Linked DNA regions of Mus musculus: regions 1 and 3 are each linked to region 2. A link is a loop called in an ENCODE intact Hi-C map of the cell type or tissue named here. Cell type or tissue: heart. All regions are shown on one strand. Links, peaks and the distances in the headings refer to the core of each region. The heading gives the core; the rest is flanking DNA.

What was found. Peaks named below come from ENCODE experiments on the same cell type or tissue, not always from the same donor. Only the 100,000 strongest peaks of a DNase experiment are listed, where the experiment ranks them.
Region 1: it touches region 2 in a loop (4-fold over the local background); 4 of 42 quality-filtered maps call a loop at or near these places.
Region 3: a loop joins it to region 2, with 1.9 times the contacts of the local background. A loop is called at or near these places in 7 of 42 quality-filtered maps.

The regions. Positions count from the first base shown.
Region 1 is chr13:91,036,245-91,041,980 of GRCm38, reverse strand. Atg10 (autophagy related 10) reads left to right here. Exons shown (of 8, transcript NM_025770.3): 4 at 993-1,131. Among named protein-coding and RNA genes, the nearest start is that of Gm46434, 110 kb to the right of the region's middle. In heart, for the core only: a CTCF peak has its summit at 2,658; no DNase peak of the experiment used is centred there; H3K4me3 peaks cover 262 bases; H3K27ac peaks cover 311 bases.
Region 2 is chr13:91,635,067-91,640,066 of GRCm38, reverse strand. The region is part of intron 4 of Ssbp2 (single-stranded DNA binding protein 2); the gene reads right to left. Among named protein-coding and RNA genes, the nearest start is that of Gm22778, 86 kb to the left of the region's middle. In heart, for the core only: a CTCF peak has its summit at 3,020 (motif pointing right); a DNase peak (open chromatin) is centred at 3,056.
Region 3 is chr13:91,220,479-91,226,214 of GRCm38, reverse strand. Atg10 (autophagy related 10) reads left to right here and starts at 2,228. Exons shown (of 8, transcript NM_025770.3): 1 at 2,228-2,276. It also overlaps the pseudogene Gm17450. In heart, for the core only: no CTCF peak of the experiment used is centred there; a DNase peak (open chromatin) is centred at 2,194; H3K4me3 peaks cover 1,508 bases; H3K27ac peaks cover 1,839 bases.

The sequences.
Region 1 (5,736 bases), core at 279-5,278, 600 kb after region 2:
CAGCGGGCCAGCTGCTTGGGTGCAAGCATCTGCATCTGACTCTTTCAGCTGCTTGTTTGGCCTTTCAGAGGGCAGTCACGATAGGTCCCTTTTTGTGAGTGCTTCATAGCCTCAGTAGTCGTGTCAGGTCTTGGGTCCTCTCCTTGAGCTGGATCCCACTTTGGGCCTGTCGCTGGACTTTCTTTTCCTCAGGCTCCTCTCCATTTCCATCCCTTAATTCATGTATGATGAGAAAGAAGCAGCCTGCGAAGAACAATTACTTGGGAAGTGGAATGACTTTCGCCATCTCTGCTTACACAGCCTTGTTTAATTAACTTCATGGTGGCATGTGCTGATGACCATTCCCTAAATCAAGATTTATTGTTGAGCTGTACCAAAGATACACAAAATAATGAAAACAGGATCACTTGGGATCTGAAATACACCTAACAAACTCAGACTCTTGCAAAATAACTTATTCCAAATGGAACTAGGGATTGTTGAGCATACAATGAGTCATCGTTGGGCAAGTACAATAGAACCTGTAGGGGCATTTCCTGGCCTCTGTTCAGTTGTTAGGGTGGTTTTTTAGCTTTCACAACTCTTGTTGCTAAAAATCATACAGTGGAAACTTCAGAGTTGTTGCTTCAGTAGTTCTCTGTGCTTCCTCCACCCCTGCACTCACCCCTGCTCTCACCCTTGCCTCCAACCCTGCTCCCACCCCAAACCCCATCTTATTTCTCTACTCAGAGCTGCTTTGTTTCCCCCAGAACAATCTGGAATTACTTACGGTTAATGTTTTCTGGCATTACTGTTTACCTAGAACTCAAATGTTCAATGTTTGTGTGGGTAGCTCTCCCTTTTCTTACCTCCTAACCTTGAACTTAACTGGTCATTTGCAAGGAGAAGCTCTCACCCTTCTCTTTCCATGTGTGCACTTGGGTTTTGTTGTTGTTTCTGTATTCATTGACATACACAGTTTGGCTTAGTCTCTGCTTTTTTTCCCCCCCCAGGAGAATTTAGAGCTACCAATGGATGATTCTGAAGTGACGAGACCTGCAGCGGTGGCAGAAGTGATTAAACATGAGTATCATGTCTTATACTCTTGTAGTTACCAAGTGCCGGTTCTTTACTTTAGGGCAAGCTTTTTAGGTAAGACCATGTCTAATACAGAAAGCAAATTTATAAACTTTCCATATAAGACAGGGAGCATATTTGGAAAATCATTCCTGAGAGGGGAAGAAAACAGAGGTTAAAAATAAAAAGCTGTAGTTGAGGTAAGGTTTCACCAGTAAAACTTCTCATGCTTCAGAAAGAGCAGACTTCATAGTGAATGATATCATCCCAGCCTTAAATCTCATCTTCACAGTTTTGGCCCCTTGCCTGAAGTTGACTAAGCCCCCTGGCCTTTCTTGACTTTAAACAAGTAGGAACAACTTAAAGCTGCAATGTTTATTTACTTCTAACTTTGCAGTAAAAAATTTCTTTCTGTCTCAAGTGATGCCATTAACTCCTAAGTTCCTGGGCTTCTTTCACCAAGAGCTTATGGTTATTTCAAGAAATGCTTATTGGTTAGGTTAAGGGGTATTTAAGAATAGCAGTAACACCTCCACTAGTCATCTACACACCTCATGCCTCAGTGCCTCGATATGCTGTGATCTAACGCATTGCCTGACAAGAAGGTGGACACCTTGTCTCCTTGGAGGCCTCTGCTAATGATGCCACATGGAGTCCTCACACTGCAGCTTGGAGATGTCTGGGTATGCCCTGGGTAAATTAGGTCAACTTCAGGCCTTGGACTCAGAGCTCCATCCAGTCCACCTCTTACCTTGTGTGTGGTTTTGTGCATGCCTTTCTCGGTAACAGTTTGCATTTGCAGACTACTAATTTCTGGATAGCTAAGACATGTGAATTTAGCCAATGATCTCTTATTTTTAATTAAAAAGTAGCATAAGCTGCTTTGAGTGTGTATTTGGTGGGTTTAATCACTCACTGCTTTATATTGTTTAATGGTCTCCAGTTTTGCAGGGCTGGCAGTTTTACAAGCACTTACGATTTAAAACAAGAGCAAATTCTTAGAGAATCCCTGGTGAGAAGATTTTAATCTGAGGTGCAGTTCCTAAGAACTGACAATTTTGGGTAAATTTTTAACCTGGGACTTGAGGACACAGATAGTTACTAACTCTCAAACTCTTGCTGCAGATTCATCCATATGATTACTCCTAACCTTTAAAACATTTGCTTTATTGTAATAATATTTGATTTAGAGTCCAGAGGTTAAAGAGGATTTCTTGTCTCTACACTGTGCCCTCTACTAAAAGTTGGGGAATATATTTGTTACGTGGGGTAGAGGAGGTGGGGAATGCTTCCTTGATTCTAGTTTGCAGTCGCCCTGCCTAGCGCTATCTAGATTCAAAGACAAGCCAGGGCTGCAGGTAGAGGACACAGGGCACTCATTCGGATTCTTCAGAACTGTTCTTTCATGTGATCGGTATTCACTGTAAGCACTTAATCACCAGAGACGAATTTCCAGAGACAAAACAAGTCCTTTAGCTTGTCAGCATCAGGGATGCGAGGGATTGCAACATGGCTGCTTCTAGCTGGAAGTGGGTCTTGCCGAGACCGGCTGATGAGCTCACGCTGGCTCTGTGCTCTGCACGTGCCAACAGCTCCCCTTACAGCACAGCACAGTGATTGTTCCTGCAAGTCCAATTATATTTTAATGACATTAGTGTGCTTCCTGCATGCCTTTCTACATGGTGATTTTAGTTCTTAAAACACACATACACAAGTAGCACTCCTGGTTCTATTTTTAGAATTTCAAGGCACCCTTCCTGTGTACCTGATAAAGAAAACCAAAGAGGTCATTTGTTTTTTGTAAAAATATATTCCCAACCTCTCATTCTGTCTTGTATGGAATTGATTTTTAGTTCTTTTTAATTCCAGAATTCATTTGCTTATGCACATTAAAATATGGGATTATATTTTATAAAGCATATTGAGATGTTTTCTTGTGGAGAAAACTGGAAAATGGTTCATTGCTTGATCATTCTGTGTACTTTTAAATTTTGCTTTTACCTAACGTAAACTCAGGGGCCTTCTAAGAATGCACCATTCTTCATTTATGAGTCATTTTTTAACGTATTCTCCCTAGTCCAGTCCTCCTTTCAACGTCTGCTTAGCCTGGCTGTTCATGTGTTAAAAGTCTGATGGTGTAGAGAATGCATTCCTAGCGTCGTCTTCTTATTCCAGGCCTGGGCTTTTGTTATTGGTGGTGGTTTTGTTGTTGTTGTTGTTGTTGTTGTTGTTGTTTGTTTCCTACCAAGAGAATCTGACCTAGAAACAGGATGATTGTAAAAATTCTTGCCCAAGGGTCTTGTCTGTCTGTCTTTCTTTCTCTTTCCTTTTTTCCTCATTCCTCCCCATTTTTTCTTTTGTTTGATGTTGCAAAAAATAGTTTATTTGTTTGTGACAGGAGTTAGAGTTTCTTTTGCATCTGTTAGTAAAAATCAATTTCTCTGCTTAACTTTGATTTTTTTTCTATACACTCACACACACACATACACACATACACACACAGGAAAAGTAAAGCAAGGGTTTGGTAGTTCCCATTGAAACTGACATTGCCCCCTTTATCAACTGGTTGAGATTTCTTCTGAATCTGTTTTGTTTCTTGACATGCAAATCCACTGTGCTTTGAGTTCCTGTGGCTCCTGTATATGATTCAGTGTCTGCCTGAGACTCAGCTAACATGCTGACTACCCTTGCTCCTCCCACGTCCTGTCTCATATCTCTCATCAGACCATGTCATCACCTCACACACTGCAGTATAATAATGTGTCTGTTTATTTGCCCTCCTACCAGATGGTACGCAAACATATAAAAAGTAGTGAAGGATATCAGTGTTGATTACCTACAAAGTGAGAAGCATTGATTATGGATCTGTGCTTGATAGTTACGTGGCATTTTACACACACGCCATGCTCACCTTGCTAATTTTGTTATTCACATCGTCATCCGTAGGCAAGCATCAGCAGATGCTTTCTGGATAAGTCAATAGTGAAGACTCTCTAAGCATTTCTAAGTATAGCCAAAAGACTAAAATATTGTGGATGTAATACTGTTCTCACTGTTGTGACAAGGTATAAGGAAGAAGTGGTGGTGCTCTCTCCAGGAGACCTAAGGCCAAACTATTTACATATCTTTACTATTGAATCCGTTGCTTCTCAGAGACCATAGATATAGTAAACTAAGGAGAATGGAGCATCCTGAAGACCCAAAGCATGAATCCAGCCTAGCTGAGCAGCTATCCTATCTCTAAATAGGTTTCTTTATGTGATTCTTGAAGGCAGATGGCCAAGTTCATGTAGCCTTTACTTCCGGATGCCTCTCATATCAGTAAGACTCCTAAGAACATGGTGCTTCCTCTTTTACTTTCCCTACTACTGCTACTACTACTGCTGAAACAAGGTCTCACTCTTTTGTCTAAGCTTCCCTCACTCACATTTCTCCTTCTGCAAGCCTCCCAAAAACTTGCTTATGGTTGTGGGCGCGACCATGCCTAACCAGGAACTTGGTTCCCAAAATGATCGCACGGACTGAAGAGAAGTGAGTTCTTCTCGGGGCTCTGTTTCTCTTAACTGCTTTTGTCCTTGTTGGTTTGGGCAGGGCAGAGGTAGTACTATTTATCATCAAGTTTTTGAGTGAGAGGTCTCTGCCCTTTTCTTTGAGAGGCTGCAAAAATAAAAATAAACCATAATGAGTCTGGTTTTGAGTTCTGTCTTGTGGATTGACTCCCCACAGAGCATCAGTGTTATCCTGTATATATTGGTGCATCTCTTTTTCTACCTTGTACTTTTGTGGTGCTGGAGTTTGATGAAAGGTGTTGTATGTGCCCCTTGTGTGTCTCTCACTTAGCCCGCCCACTGCTTTTAAAGCCCTCTGCATCAGTTGTTTGTACCACAACAAAGACTTCCATTCTCATCATTTTTATTGTTCCATGGACATTTATGTCCTGTTGTTCCTTGATGGACTTGGCTGGGAGCAAATGGTAAATGTTGATAATGCAGTTTAAAGAGTCTGTTTATGCCAAATGGCCTTGATCTCAATAGAGTCATAGGTTTAAACACCCATCCTGACACCTTAACTGGAGATTTTTATGTTTATTCTAGATTGAATTCTAACTTATTTCTTCCATTTACCTTTCTCTTTCCCGTTGTTCTTAATCTTTATTGAGAAATGGACCAAGTGGTTCTTCTCATTTTCAAATATTTAATTCTTTGGCTGACATATGCGTTCTTCTTGGGAGCTGTTTTGACATATTTCCTTAATTAGTCGGAAGGGCCGCTTTAGAATAGGGAAGGAAACATTTCTCCCATTCTGCAACTGAAGTCTGTCTTATTGGCCCAGAAAGCCAGGATATAGAATGTAAAATGCACCCAAGATACTGCCTGTGGAAGATTTGTTCAGTTGTTATGGGCTTAAAAGATGCTCCCAGAGAAGAGGAATGAAAGAAATAGCCAAACAACAGCTCACCCTCAAAGGTGGGATAAAACAAAGCAAGGAAAAGGTTCAGATAAACATCAACAAACTGTGAAATTCAAGTGGGTAAGTCATCAGGGTGAAGCAAGAAGCATTGCTTGGATCAAGAGCGTGAGGAAGCCTTTGGTTTGAAATGCACAGAGAAGACTTAAAGGAACAAGAAAGATGTGAGTCTTGGGAGTGGAAAAATGGAAGTCAAGGATTTGTAGCTCCATC
Region 2 (5,000 bases), core at 1-5,000:
TTGTACGAACAGATGAAGAATGTAGTAATAAAAAGGTAAAACACGGGCTGGTGAGATGGCTCAGCTCTTCCGAAGGTCCGGAGTTCAAATCCCAGCAACCACATGGTGGCTCCCAACCATCTGTAACAAGATCTGACGCCCTCTTCTGGAGTGTCTGAAGACAGCTACAGTGTACTTACATATAATAAATAAATAAATAAATAAATAAATAAATAAATAAATAAATAAATCTTAAAAAAAAAAAGGTAAAACACATAGGTAAGTATTTGACAAGTCGTTTTTCTCCAGAGTACATTATCTGCAGGGATTTGCTATTTTTTTTCCTTCAAAGATCTTCACAATATATGTACCTTGTGATATACTTTATAGATTTTTTATGACCATAAAGTTATTTTAAAAGTTCAGGAAAATATTCCCTTTCTGGGTTTGCCACTGGAGTCAAGGACTTTTGAGTGTTCATGTTGCAGCAAATACGACAGAAATACACCCGTTACTTTAAGGCTTACTCCTAATAAGTGGAGAAAGACAATAAACAAAACAAATAAGGGAGAATATTTGTTTGTGATTTGATCCAATGAGTTCTAAAGGGACAGGGTGGATCCTTCACAGTCAAGAGGACAGGGCTAGCAATTCTGAAAGCCCTGTGACGGGGACACACCAACCCTGGACCAGGCTTCAGGGGCTCCTGATGGACTCAAATGGGCCATTCATTGTTTTTGTAGTCTGTCTCCCCCTTTCTCTCTCTCTCTCTCCCTCTCTCTGTCTGCCTGTCTCTCTCTCTCCCTTTTGCTCACTCTTTCTCTCTTTTCTCCCCTCCTCTCCTCCCCTCTCTAACAGTAAGTAGCAGGAGCAGTAAGTTTTATGTAGTCCTGAGTGGCCTAGAATTCATTACCTACTGGAAGCTGTCCTCTATAACGGTAACCCCCTGCCTCCTAAGTGCTGGATTACAAGGCAATGCTACCATGCCCAGATTTTCCTGTTCTCAGACTCTCCTCCTTACACTTCAAAACATGCCACATTCTTGTCGTACAATGATAAGAGTAGGGATTCCGGACTTCTGATACTCATGCTTTGCACACAATGATAAGGATATCTGAACACCAGGAGCCTGATAACTAGATGACATACAGAACACGGCCCAGTTAGTTAGTTATTGGGCCTGATAACTAGATGACATACAGAACACGGCCCAGTTAGTTAGCTATTGGGCCTGATAACTAGATGACATACAGAACATGGCCCAGTTAGTTAGTTATTGGGCCTGATAACTAGATGACATACAGAACACGGCCCAGTTAGTTAGTTATTGGGCCTGATAACTAGATGACATACAGAACACGGCCCAGTTAGTTAGTTATTGGGCCTGATAACTAGATGACATACAGAACATGGCCCAGTTAGTTAGTTATTGGGCCTGATAACTAGATGACATACAGAACACGGCCCAGTTAGTTAGTTATTGGGCCTGATAACTAGATGACATACAGAACACGGCCCAGTTAGTTAGTTATTGGGCCTGATAACTAGATGACATACAGAACACGGCCCAGTTAGTTAGTTATTGGGCCTGATAACTAGATGACATACAGAACACGGCCCAGTTAGTTAGCTATTGGGCCTGATAACTAGATGACATACAGAACATGGCCCAGTTAGTTAGTTATTGGTGTAAGAGAAAGTCTCAGCCCTCTTTTAAAGATACAAAAATAACACAATATTAGAAACTACGTGAGGCACAAAGTCACAGACCAGATCACTCTGACTAAACTTCACTTTGAGGACCTCGATCTAAGCATACTGGTCACCCACTTTCGCTAGGCTTTACTAACAAATTATATTATGTGACTCAGCCTAGAGCACCATTTGGTCCACTCACAAATCTTGTTCTGTTGGTATCATAGAGGTATACGAATTGGTTCTGTAAGTACTGTCAAATAATAAACCTCCAACTGAATAGCATGCTAATTTGTGTAAGTATCAATCTAAATAATCTGAGTATTGAATTTAAAGAGTCAAGCTATGTGAATTAAAGCTTCTCAAAGGAAAGAGTTCTTACTTTCTTCAACAAACTTGTTTGATGTTTGCTAACACATGAGACAGAGTTAATCCATGATCTAAGAATAAACAGAAACTTATAACTGGGCCTAACCCAGAAGTGTGTAGGACTCTGTATAGCCATGTAACAAGAGTAAACAGCTTAGTTAGATTAAAACTCCCACAAAGAATTCTCACTAGACTACCATGGAATATCCTTTATTATATAATTGTTTGGGGCTGATTTTTATAATAGCTTATCTTAATGAAAGAAAAACATACACTATGATTTTATAATATTTCTTGTAGCTAACTGAATCAGGAAGACGTCCGTTAGGATGGAAACATGTCATTTTAGTGTCTTCTGCTGGATTCAATTACTTACTTTCATACTTAATATTTTTTAAGAAATGTGCATCTTAACACACATTTTATTAAATCATTAGCCTTGCTATTTGAATATTGTAGAGAGGAGGTCCACATACCTCTAAGAGGTTTCAAAAAAAGCAGACATGAAGCTAAAAAGATTCACTCTATCATAAAATATAATCAGATTTATTAAGATTTTATACGCCAGGTAATTGCTCCTTTGATTTACTAAGAGTACTAGGGAACCAGGTCCTAATTACATAGTAAAAATAAAGATGTAAAATCTGCATTTTTGTGGAACAGAAAAATATTAAGAATATATAAAACTTTAAAGTAATAACTGCAAAAATAAAGTGGTGATATGACTTACAAACTGAAAGGAGATTAAAAATAAACAGGATTGCTGGTTTTATTATGTTGTTATCTATACTATTTTAAGCCTCTATGATTTCAATTATGTCTTTTCCCAAATTCATGTGTTACCAATGCGAATGAAGTAAGAGGTAGCACGTTTAAGAGGTGATGGGGATATAAGAGTTCTCCCTTTCTAACAGGTCTTAAAAGAACGGGTGAGGCAGTTTGTTCTATGTGCTCTTCTGCCTTTCTCAAATAAGACACAGCAGGAACGTCCTACCACTAGGTGGCAGTGCTCAGCCTCAGACTTCCCAGTCTCCTGGCTATGACATAGACTTGGTTTTATCTAAATTTCTGTTCTTAGATATACTGTTATGACAGCACAACACACACTACCCACATACAGGCATTTTCAAGTAAATCTTAAAATGATGGTAGTAGCTATCTGGCAATATCAATTATAATTCGAAACACTTAAATAGTCTGATTGCTGGTTGAAGATAGCTTTACTATATTAAGAAATCTAGTCCTGTAAAACAAAACAAACAAACAAAAAAACAACTTTCAAAAATTCAGGAATAAGAAAAGAAACTTTCGTTTCCATTTGATAGATATTTGGTTTTCCTCTGAGAAACATAACATGAGCACTGGTAACTGACTTAAGTCATCACTGTGTTCTAAGGTTAGCCCTGTTTGGTCATCAGAGGAACTCTTACTTGCTGGTAGATATTTGAGACTTTGACGACTACATTCTCCTGACATGTTTTTTGCTATTTTGTATTTTTCAATGTGAGCATCACACTTGCCCTTTCAGAACAAATTCATATCAAATGGTTTTATATACTTCAATTTAATGTAAAGAATGTAGTTTAAAAATATACAGCAATAAAATTTCTTGAATATGCAGGTGTGGTGACACATGCCTTTATTGCCAGCATCTAGAAGATAGAGACAGGCAGATCTTTGTGAGATCAGGGCCACCCTGGTCTACATACCAAGTTCTAGGCCAGCCAGGGTTACATAGTGAGGCCCTGTCTAAAAAACAAACCAAACCAAAACAAAACAAAAAAAGGAACAGCAAAACCAAACCAAAACCGAAACCAGCAAAACCAAACCAAAACCAAAACCAGCAAAACAAAGCAAAACAGCTTCCTTGGATATAAGAGTGTTTCTGAAAGAACTACAGTCATTGTTCCTTTTATATCCCCGACTTAGGTGTGAATTTGCTCATTGAAGATTTTCCAGACCTTTCACTTCACTGGCACACCTAACTTTCTCCATGTTCACTTCACTTTCACATCCTTTACAAGGCCCTCCCTTTAGAGTTGAGCAAACTGCAGGGAGACTGAAGTCTGTCTTTCCCTCCTGAGGAGAGAGTTCCACCTGAGGAACAGCCTTCCAGTAACATGCTCTCTTCAATCAATCTTCCAGGTTTTACAAAGCAGAGTTCTCTCGATGGAGAGTGAGGGAAGAGGCCTGGTCCCTTCCTAGGCCTTGCTGTTAGAAGTCTGATGCCAAATAATGTAGATAAATAGTTCCCAGTGTACAGATAAATCATAAACTGCACCTCCACAGGGCGCCCAGCAGCAGTCTCTCCACCACCTCACAAACGTTGCCCACCACTGGGGGACTGGCTCAACAGTTTTGGTTTTTTAATCCTGAAGTACATTATCCTTCTCTTCATTATCTTTCCACAAATTGATTACTAGTTTGCCTTTTTTTCTATTTTACTGTTTATTTTAAAACAATATTTTTCTTCTACGTGTTAAACTTTATCATCCATTTTCAAACATCTCATATAACTAATCGAACTCTATTCTGTTTTCTAATAATGAAGAATACAAAGCAATACGTTTACGTTGACTTTACCTTTGTTGGTATCTGCAAGGTCTAATATTGGTATTCAGTACCTTTTTTGAATCGTCAAAATACAATTTTATTTTGCTGATTAATGGAAATAACTAGAAACCAAAATTATACTGACTAGATGAATTAGGAAATAAAATGAGAATAATATCTAGCCTTGTAGATGTCAGCAAAGACACTTTTAATTTAATTCACACATGGTTGGATGTTTTAGTTTCTAAATTTCAGTTTCCCGACTATAGCCAAGGTATGCCATGTTATACACCTCCAGCACCCAGGAGGATGTTAAATAGTATGTGCTTAGGATTTTCCACTAATAAAACATCAACATTCTCTTTTCTTTGCTGACTTTGTCTTTGAACATTCTCTAATTTCCA
Region 3 (5,736 bases), core at 304-5,303, 410 kb after region 2:
TGGCTGCCCTGGAACTCACTCTGTAGACCAGGCTGGTCTCGAACTCAGAAATTAGCCTGCCTCTGCCTCCCAAGTGCTGGGATTAAAGGCGTGCGCCACCACTGCCCGGCTATGGGTTTTGTTAGACATATAGCATCATGCAGCCACACAATCGAGCATCAATGTACAGGCTCGCTACCGGAGCATGCTTCCTATACAGTGTGTTTTCATGTCTCCTCTCGACTGCCCTGGCAAACTGGAAATCAGCCGTCTCTCCTCTCTAGGCTTGCTTGCTTTATTCTGTTATGCATTTGGCTGTGCACTGAGCATATGCAGCTTCAAGATCACACTCTTTCCATTTTCTTTCTCTCTCCTCTTCCTCCTTGTCCACACTCCTCTGTTTCTGTGGGTGGAACTCAGGGCCTCAGACAGGCCAGTCAAGTGTTTTACCTGTTAGGTAAAATACTATCAGTATTTTGGGGGCTGAGGCAGAATATTCAAATATGACGGGTAAGCAGTCGTAGTCGCTAGTTCATTTGAGCTTTCCTCCTCTTATTTTGTGATTGCTTCATTGTTTTATTCAATGACTACTCATTTGGAGTCTTATATGAATCTAAGGATGCTAGAAACCACGCCCTCAGGAACTTTACCATGCTGTGTGCAAACACCGACTAGAACCGTGGTACAGGGAAATGCACTGAGGTGACGTGACTTACATCCTATTTTTTTGTCTACCATAGGTGAATCATGTCATTTGAAACTGGCTCTGGTATAGAATGCCGGGCTTAAGCTAATGTGGTATAATTTGTGGTACGTATTCTAAAATTTTGAGTACAATAGTATGGTAAATTAATGATTCTTATTTTTACATGGGCAGGTTTTTTTTTTTTTTGGTAATTTTTACTTTATTTTTAGAAAATAATAAAGCAGACTTGGCTGCTCTAGAATTTCCTCTATAGCCCAGATTGGCCTTGAATTCCTCTTGCCACCACCCCCTATTACTTCACTGAGTGCTGGGGTTATAAGCATGAGCTGCCATACCCTACAAATAACTTCTTATCCTTCAAAACAAACTAACACGTCAAATAGAAGCAGGTTAAGATGTTCCAAGCTTTAATCCTAACACTTAGATGTAGAAGTATTTACAGTTCCAGGCTAGCCTAGGCTACAGATTCCTTCTAATTAAAAAATAAATTAAATTAGGTGCTACCAATTAATTAATAGTTGCTCAAAAAAGTTAAAGTTCATTTTTACAAAACTGTTTTAAAACTATTTTGTGTGTGGCAAAATGTCACTTTTTTTGGTTTTTGTTTTGACAAACAAAATAGTGGTTTAATCATCAATAAAACCAACAATCAGAAACTACCATCCTTCTACCATCCTTCTAACTTCTAAGCCCCTTTTAAAGTTAGCCCCTTCCCCATCTTTTGCCAGTGGTCACTACAGATCTATGTTCTGTCCAATTATAAAACAAACTCAGAACACATACACACACACACTGTTAACCTTTTATTTCGAAACAATATGGACTTACAGGAAATTGCAAAACCATTACCTAGAGTCCCAGGAATTTATTAGCTACTTAACATGGTAATCTTACACTACTTGCTCAAGACCAAAATTTCCCTTTTCACATTTGAAGACAGCAGTTTCATTTTGCCTGTTTCTTTTCTAAGAAATACTGTACTGTTTAAAGGACCAGACATGCTTTTCCTGAGATATTCTATCGGTCCCCATAACCCCTAAGACTCCTACATCTTCTGGTATTTTCCTTGGCCCTACCATTGCCTCTTGGTTTCATTTTACTGATTGGTATTTTCTGATTTTTGTGCTGCAAATGATACAGTTACTAGCATTCGAATTCCTAACTTCTCGCCCCAGCCTTAAATGGGTGGCAGTGACCACCTCATTTAGCTGGTACTGCTCTCTAGGCTCTTGGGGATGCTCGCGGCCCTCATCCTGGCTCGCACTCTACTTGTCACGAGTCCCCTGTTTATAGCCAGGCGTCTAGAATGACTGCGTGTGGGGAAGGGAGTGCAGATACCCTGGCTCGGGGTTGCCCCTGCCTGGCCGAGAGCACCAAGCGGGTTAGGCTCCGGGAAAGTGAAGGCTGCTGGCGCCCGGGTTGCAGGAAGGTCTCGCCCGGACGTCACCGTGCAGCCCCACTGCGCATGCTCACCGCAGCGCGGGCAGAGCTCCTCCGCTGCCGTGTCGCTCCTGCGGTCCCGGCCCCGCCCCGTCCCTCCCCGCTCCGCCCCGTGCGCGCCGCCGGCTCCAGGTCAGGGCGAGCGAGCGGGGTGAGTACACCTAACCTCGGCGACCTAACCACGGCGGTACCTCCGCCGCTGCCTGCAGCCCTCGCCCGCCTCCTGGGACCTGAGAAGGGTGGAGGATCGGCCAGCCAGTAACAGGCCTGGGAGGTGGGCGCGGGCCGCCCAGGCGACCTTTCCACCTTGTGCTAGGAATGTGCTCACGTGACCTTGAAACAAAGGAAGTTAAGTGACTGGCAGGCTTTTCAGATTTGCAGCCAACACAACCTCCTCCCCCCATAATCTATAAAACCGGGAAGGTGGGGGAGGGGGGCGGAGATAAAGGACTAGTTAACTGATTTATAGAAGCCATACTTGCATCTATAGTGATAATTATGAAAATCTTGGTAGTAAAGCCCAGGGTTTCAGAATCAAAATGGAGCCCCATTTTCTGCAGTTACATGTTTTCGGCAAGATGTAAATTGTTTCCAACTGTAAGGAAAAAACAAAACAAAACAAAACAAACCAACCAGAACAGTCTTGGGTTTGTTTTTGAGAGAGATTTGTACTATGTAGCCCACGCTGGCCTGGAACTCTAAACAACCCTGCCTCTGTCACACAAGTGTTGGGATTCCTAGTGGGCACTCTCATGCCTGTTTTACCTATCTTGAGCCTCTTGCCTCAGCCTCTCCTCAGAGAAGCTGAGTTTATAGACCCCCATCTCAGGTTACAGGGGCCATCAGCTTCCCTCCAGTGCTTGTGTTCATGTTTTAAGTTCTCTTTGACAATTGGCTTCCTCTTTCTAAGTGCAATAGTTCTTTTCCAAAGGCTTACTTTGGGTCATTATAATGTGACAGTGGCCCCCACTGTGGTGATGAAAGTGAACATTTATGATGGTTAGGGTTGGAGAACACAGACCCTGTGCAGGACTCAAGTCTATTTTAGGATTCCAGGTACCATTGCTCCTCATTGCTTCCAAAGTGTCCGATATTGACAGGAAAAAATGACACAGAATGAAAAACTTAGCAGAAAAAAAAAAATTCAGAGCAACAAGGGAGTTAAAAGTCTCACAGAGCAGTTTTAAAGACGTCATGCCTGAGCTTGATGGCCTATCCCTCTCACCCAAGTGTGGGGCAATGGGCTATACACACCCCAGCCTGGCATAGCTAGAGGCAGAGCTACCTCCATTTTGAGGCTAGCCTGCACTATGCATGGCTAGATCCTGTCTCAATGAGCAAAAAAAAAAAAAAAAAAAACCCAGAAAGTTGTTATTTATATTTTAATGGAAGAAACTAGAGTAAATAGTTCTAAGCTGGATTCATTTGAATATGGAATATTTCAAGATTAGGGTGTAGATCTTACTATACAAAGTGGGGATATCTAAGACAGTGCTTTAAAAATTATATCTTTCCCTGTCTAGATTTTCTAGATTAGGCTAGCCTTGAGCTTCCTGGACAGCTAGGGCTGACCTTAAGCTGATCCTGTCTCCACTTCCCAAGTTCTGTGTGTATTAAACACAATGCCCAGTTTATGTGATGCTGGGAATTGAACTCAGGCCTTTGTGCAGGCTAGGCAACCATGCTGCCAACTGTACCACACTACCCCCACAGTTTTATATTTTAGACAGGGTCTTACTGAGTCCAGTCTAGTCTAGAACTCACCATCATGTTGCCTCTAGAGCATAAACATCTACTACCATGCCCAGAACAAATTATATCTTGATAGCACTTTTTAACGTTCAATAAATTTCTTAGAAACATAAGCATCCCTTTAGGAAAAACAGTAAAGCTTACATAAGTAGAGAGTTTCAGAGTGAGGATGATTTAAATATTATCTTGAGGCCTTAAGATGTGCTTTGGACCTCGGAGGTTATGTTTGAATCACAAGTATAATCAACATCCAAAAGAAAGAGCTATAGAGATTACCTGGTGATGGTACGTTGACAACAGGCTATAAAAACAATTGGAAAGTAGGATAAGAGGATATTGTGCTCTTCTTGACCTTTTACTACACTGGGTCACTGGTCTGTAGTGCCAAGGGGGCATGGCTACTTCAAGCTTGCCCTTGAAGTTAGGGTGACTTCATATCACCGAGCACTATCTTTCCAAGAAGAGCTTTCATCTGCCTCTTGGTGCTCTGGAACCCACCACGGTTTGCTACTGCTTACTGTTTTAAGTGGACTCTCTTGAGTGTGAAGGCTCCTTGTAACCTGCTTACTTCCTGTTCCCCAGAGTTTATTGTAGTCCTCAATCCACTCTGAGTCGTTTCAACCTATTTCCAGGTTCCTGATTGCTCTGTCTACATCTTTTTCAGTGCTATAAAGCTCTTTTCAGTCATAGTTCCTGGACTAGTTGGAATCTTACTTCCTCCAGAGCATAGGCTGTGGGTCTTGGCTGTTCTTGGCTGTTACTGCCTTTAACTGCTATAGCCAGCTGCTTTTCCTGTATCTCAGCTTTCTCATCTATAGAGAAAATTATAGTAACACTCTAAAAGATGCTATGTGGATTTTAGTTACCATGGTTTTTTACATAGGAAAGGCTAAATAATGCTATTTTTAATTATTACATCAATAACCCATATTAATTCTTCAAACAGTGATTGTATAGTTTATCATTGATTTTATTGTATTTTATTTGTGTTCTTTCAGCTTGGAAGTCTTCATATAAAGTTGATTACCCACTGTGGAAAGCAAAGCCATGATTTATTCTTATTTATACCTTTTCTTTTAAAAGTCTCAAATCTCTCAGGATGATATTGAGGGCTCACTATTTTTTCTTCCTATCTTGTTATCAGGTTTCTTTTATATTAGCCATTTTATCTGTGCTGCTTATAATTTTAAATTCATGTCCTGTCTGTCCCAAAAGTATTTGAGCTGACTTATAACCCATAAATGATATAAAAACAAAGATAAATCCTGGTCATGAAGATATGAAGCTTGAGTAAAAAGATATTAGGACGAGTGACACAGAAATACATCCTGTATGGGGCTGCACATTTTTTTTCTACTTTTTTTTTAAGCTTACACAAAGCAATCTATTAACAGAAAATAATTTGAGAAGTCTTGTTCACAGACGGCCACCACAATGACCCCCTCCCCCTTCCTTCGAGTGCTGTCAAGGGGATGGGGGTGATATCCTCAATCCACCAAATCTTCATCTCAGAACGAGCAAGAGCTCTGAGGGCTGACTGGTCCAGGGGTCTTGGTCCTGTTTCCTCCTGTGGCCCAGAGTTTGATGTGCAGGACAGTGATGCCCAGCTCCTTGCACCTCTGGGCCACATCCTGGGCAGCCAACATGGCTGCATACGGAGAGGACTCATCTCGGTCAGCCATCACCTTCATTCTGCCAGTCACTCCGCAGATGGTTTGCTTGCCACAAAGATCCGTGACATGGTCCAGGGTGTCATCGAAGGATGCAAAGATGTGGCAGGCAACAAATACATTCCCTCCTTCAGCCACCTGAGGTCCAAGGCTGATGACCTGTTCTTCCTTCTTTTGTTTCCCCTTGTG